2 separate regions of the Homo sapiens genome follow, and region 2 is linked to region 1. A link is a contact called in ENCODE Hi-C or POLR2A ChIA-PET data. All regions are on one chromosome and are shown on one strand. The core of a region is the stretch at or near the end of the contact, and the rest is flanking DNA. Distances in the headings are between cores, read along the strand shown. Region 1 has its middle 80 kb from the start of KLF5. Region 2 has its middle 140 kb from the start of KLF5.

Region 1 (2,700 bases), core at 147-2,646:
AAAAAAAGGCCACATACAGTGGCTCATGCCTATTATCCCAGCACTTTGGGAGGCCAAGGCAGGAGGATCGATTGAGCCCAGGAGTTCAAGACCAGCCTGGGCATCATAGTGAGACACAGTCTCATTTAAAAAAAAAAAAAAAGAAAGAAAGAAAGAAAAAGAAAAAAAAGATCAAGAATATACCAATAGTCCATATTAGTAATTATGATGATTGTTGTTATTGTTATGACTACTATGGGGAGGGGGGTTACAAAGCTGACTGAGTACGGGTTAAAGCCTTCCCAAGCCACAGGTTATTACCCAAAAATAGAACATAAAGAAAAATCCTTATGAAATGGTGCCCAGATTCCATTTAAAGACGTGTAGGCCAGGTGCTGTGGCTCACGCCTGTAAATCCTAGCACTTTGGGAGGCCAAGGCAGGTGTATCACTCACGATCAGGAGTCTGAGACCAGCCTGGACAACATGGTGAAGCCCGTTTCCACTAAAAATACAAAAATTAGCCAGGCTTGGTGGTGCACACCTGTAATTCCAACTACTCAAGAGGCTGAGGTAGGAGAATTACTTGAACCCAAGAGGCAGAGGTTGCAATGAGCCGAGATCGCACCACTGCACTCCAGCCTGGACGACAGAACGAGATTCCGTCTCAAAAAAAAAAAAAAAAAGAATAAAAGAAAGACAGGTAAACCTCAGAGAAATGACTGGGCTGGGAAGGAAGCAGCCTATTTATGACAGCCACGCACTTTACAAAAGCTCTCAGTGGGGGACGACAAGGCAAGCAAAGAAAGAACTTTCTTAAGTAAATATGAAATCAATTAAAGGAACAGATCCCTGGAAATAAATCATTTACAGAAACAGGTCCCACCTGTGGTTTCTAACACAAAATACACTGAATGCTCTACCTCAAGTCACTAAATGAAAACGGATTCCAAAGTAATTCAGTCTCTATACATGGTGAGTAAGAGGCGAGCTGCTAAAGCAAACCCTGCAAAACAAAGGTTTTCAAGATATCAAATCCATAGCCTTTCTTATCACAAAAGAGGTGAATGAATATGATGGTATTCTTACAGCATGTTTGCCATAGCATTTGTCAGGGAGTTATCCTGTGCAAAGGTAAGGTTTGGTATGCAGTGTCATTATTTTCCCACCTACTTCTGTCACAAGGTCTACTTAAAGGGCAGTTTCTTTCCTTAGTTCTTTAAATGCTTCCAAAAAGATATCTTAAGGTCAAGAAACTCCAGCAATGTGCAAATATCTTTCGGGAGTCGTCGATTTCCCCCTAGTACCATTAGGGGAAATGTTATTGTAGGCAGTCTACAGCAAGTTAATGGAGGGTCAAGTTTCTGTTTACTTTGGGACAGTATTAGTAATCGGAACCAGGAGGAAGGAGGCCTGGCGGCACAGGAGCACAGCATTCTTGGTCAGGCTGCCTTCGTTTGCTAGTTCGGATTCCAGAGTATGTTGAAATGATATTTCACATTCAATATTTGGAGAAAAAAACATATATATATATATTTACATACACACATACACACACACGCACATACACACACACATATATATAGTATCTATTTTGCTCTCCTTTCAAGACTTTTAGCCTTTCCACATTGGCAAAGGCTGGATTATAAGATTTGGATTCATTAGTGTTGCAACAACTCTGAGATTTGGTAGCTGAGGATTTTTTGTATTCTTTGCAAATTAGTCATAACGAGATGGGGTTTGATGACATTTTTCTCCTCAAACAGCCTCTTAGTAACCAAAGTTCAATAACAGATTAATACTCCTTTATCCAAACAAATTAAACAAATTCCGGAATATTTGGCTACATACTGGTACGTTCAACAAATATTTATTTGGTGCCGATCATGTACCTGGCACTAAGCAAGGCACTGAGGGGACAAAAGTGAACAAGACAAACTAGTGCTTATGAAGAGGCAGCAAGAGGAGTGTCTTTGCAGAGATGGAACAGTTCTATGTCCCAATTGCGGTGGATACATGAACCTGTACAAGGGGTACAAGATCGTAGAACCACACATATGTGCACACACACACTCACACATACACACAAGTGTATGTAAACTGGTGAAACATCAGAAAGGTCCTATAAGTCTAAACAATGGTATTATATCAATGTCGGTTTCTGAATTTTGATAATGTACAATAGTTATATAAAAATGTAATTCTTTTGAGAAACTAGATAAAGGGTACATAGAGGTATTTATATTATCATTTTAATTTCTTTTTTTTTTTTTTTTTGAGATAGAGTTTTGCTTTTGTCGCCCATGGCAATGTGCGACAAAGTGCAATGGCACAATCTCAGGTCACTGCAACCTCTGCCTCCTGGGTTCAAGCAATTCTTCTGCCTCAGCCTCCCGAGTAGCTGGGATTACAGGTACCGGCCACCATGCCTGGCTAATTTTTTGTATTTTTAGTACAGATGGGGTTTCACCATGTCGGCTAGGCTGGTCTTGAACTCCTGACCTCACTTCATCCACCTGCCTCAGTCTCCCAAAGTGCTGGGATTACAGGCGTGAGCCACCGCGCCCAGCCTATCATTTCAATTTCTTATGACCCTGAAGTTATTTCAAAATAAACTATTAATTTTTAAAAAGACTAGTCTTTGCTCTCACGGAGCTTGCATTCTAGTGGGAGAAACAGATAACTAACAAGTAGACAAAATAATCCCCAAATTACTTTATGT
Region 2 (2,700 bases), core at 10-2,509, 56 kb before region 1:
GATTAATTTGATTCTAATTTGGTTAATTCTGCCTAAAAATAAAGCAAAGTTGTATAAAAGAGGTAATATTTGAGCTAAACCCTAAATTATTGGTAGGATTTTGATGGAGAAAGGAAAAGCTGTATTCTAGCTTATCCTAAAATGTATTCTACAAAAGGACAATCATTTGTAGGCATGCAAACCAAAAGCCAATTACACCTTCCAGAAAGGAACTATTATTTTTTAAATACTCATCTGAAAAGAAGAAATATTCAGAATATTTTATGCTAAGCTCAGACTTACTTGTACCAGAAAATACTTTCTGAGCTTGTGAGTCACTTAGTTACTTAAAGAATAAAATTCTGAAAGAAACAAGATTATATTGTGTGTCAGTGACCATGAAGGTTGAATTCATTTACCTAGAACAGTTTCTGTTGACTTAACTATGCTTTAAGTTTACTTCTCTAATTCTGTAATGAAAGTAGCAGAGCTGGTTACAGGGAAAATGTTCATAGTGAATCACAGTTTGAGTGCTTTTGTTCTTTTTATTATTTTTTTCTTAGAGCATGTCTTGGTAATTTCTAACTCCAAGCTTATTTTATTGAAGTCTTCAATTTATAACTAAATCTGTTATTATGCCAACAAACTTGATCTACATATTTTATTTATTTATCATTGATTTTTTAAAAGAAATGAGGTTTTTCTAACCAAAGTCAATTTGGAGTCAAAATAGATGATATACACTAAAATTTCATGAGGAGTTTTCTATGAAGTCATTTGAGGAAACAAAAATCACAAGAACTTTTGAATTAAAACAAGTTTATTTTTGTTGCCAAATATTTTTAAAATAATAATTCTGCTTTTTAGCACCTGTGTGCTTTTTAGTCAAACACACCAAAACGCCACCAGGTTGAGAGGAGCAATCTGAATACTTTAAAAGCTTTAAAAAATAGATTTAGCAGGTAATTATGATTTTTATATCATAAAATTTTATTAAAATCTCCTCTGTCTCTTGTTTATTCTTCCACTTTACATGTTTAATCTCAACTGCCTTCACATATCAACCTCATTTACTCAAGCAGAGATAAGACCAGCGGGAAAGAGAAAAACGTACCTTATTATTTCAAGTCGACAAATAGTTATTGAGTGCCTATCTTGTACAGAACTATGCTAGGTGCTCTGGAGAATATGAAAGTAGCATGATACCTGACCTTTGTCCTCATCCTTGTATAGAGAGATCAAATCAGTGGGGCATTGCAAAACAGTGCAATATGAGAATAAATGTTCATGGCATGGGAGGGGCACAGACAGGAACTCACAGATTCAGATAAGGAAGGGCTCAGGTTGAGCTACAGTGGAGGGAAATGATGGCCTCCAGAGAAGATCTCGGCCTTGGGGGATGAGTTTAAAGGGTCAGATGGGTAGAGAGGATAAGCAAGCCCAGGCAGTGACATGAGCACAGATGCAGAGACAGGAAGGGGTAGATTGTATTTGAAGTTCTAGTTTGGCCAAACTGAGATAAACTCACCATTAGGGAGAGTGGGATAAGGTTGGAGTAGTTAGGAGCAACTTTGCAGGCAGTCTTAGAAGTATTATGCAGGCAATAGAAAACCATTCAAATGTTGTGAGATGGAAGATGACCCAGCAAAACCAACTTTTGGGCACATTCCTACTGCAACTCTGTACAGAGGAATATTATAGAAGTGTAGGATAGAAGGGTATTTGACTTTCCAGATGTGAGGTGATGGGAATTTAAATCATTAAAAATACTTAACTAGGAGGCCATTGGGCTAAGATGGCTCCAGTGCCTTGGGTTCCGACATAAGCAAACCAAATCCCAATTTGATGTAAACAATAAAGCAAAATCTAAGCTTAACCAATTAGAAACCACCAAATAACCTTTAGCTAGAAATCTGACCAATCAGAAACCACCAACTGACCTCTAACTAGGGACTTTTCACATTGGCTAATCAAATGTTTTCTCTGTCTTGCTTCCAAGAATACTTGATGTTTCCTCTCTCACACACTTCCCACACCTCATGGAGTGCTGAACCACTTGAGGTCTGATGATGCTCAATTCATGAATTGCTGAATGCTTAAATTCATTAAAATTTTAATATGACTAAATGTATCTTTTAACACAATTATGGTTGGTGGTAGTAGAAAAAAATAGAAAAGAAAAAAATGGAAAAAAAGAAAAAACAAGAAAAGAAGCCAGGCATGGTGGCTCCTGCCTATAATAATTCCAATTCTTCAGAAGGACAAGACGGGAGGATTTCTTGAAGCCAGGAGTTTGAGACCAGCCTGGGCAACACAGTGAGATCCCGTCTCTACAAAAAATTTAAAAAAAATTAAAAATTAGCAAGGCATGGTGGCATGTGCCTATAGTCCTAGCTACTCAGGAGTCTGAGGCAAGAGGATCACTTGAGCCCAGGAGTTCAAGGCTGCAGTGAACTGTGATGGCACCACTGTACCCTAGCCTGGGCAACAGAGCAAGACCCTGTCTCTAAAAAAATAAAAGATACTAAAAAATAAAAAAACAAGGAAAGAATCAATTGGATCTGTGTATTGACTAATTTGAGACAGCTCTTAGATGTATTCATAAACGTAACTATAAACTCCAATCAATATGTCCAAAACTAAGCTCAGAATCTCCGTTCATCCAAACCTATTCTTCCTCTCGTTTCTCTATCTCAGTAAGTGGTACCTTTATTCTTCCAG

Evidence for each region. A loop is a pair of places that touch in the nucleus more often than their neighbours do. ChIA-PET counts read pairs that join two places held with the same protein, here RNA polymerase II (POLR2A). Pooled maps may share reads with other maps.
Region 2: a loop to region 1 is called in a map of PC-9, with 5 times the contacts of the local background. The contact joins two enhancer-like sites. A Hi-C loop is called at or near these places in 2 of 168 maps with a recorded cell type or tissue (MCF 10A and PC-9), 1 of 37 single-sample maps with no recorded cell type and 1 of 50 pooled maps. POLR2A ChIA-PET finds 5 or more read pairs at or near these places in 1 of 52 experiments (Caco-2).

Annotation. Positions count from the first base shown.
Region 1 is chr13:73,137,472-73,140,171 of GRCh38, reverse strand. No RefSeq gene overlaps it. Among named protein-coding and RNA genes, the nearest start is that of KLF5, 80 kb to the right of the region's middle. Within about 2 kb of position 1,396, at least 9 of the 41 ENCODE cell types and tissues checked have a DNase peak (open chromatin) inside an H3K27ac peak, as active enhancers do; they include PC-9, where a contact is called at or near this core.
Region 2 is chr13:73,193,015-73,195,714 of GRCh38, reverse strand. No RefSeq gene overlaps it. Among named protein-coding and RNA genes, the nearest start is that of KLF5, 140 kb to the right of the region's middle. Within about 2 kb of position 1,259, at least 4 of the 41 ENCODE cell types and tissues checked have a DNase peak (open chromatin) inside an H3K27ac peak, as active enhancers do; they include PC-9, where a contact is called at or near this core.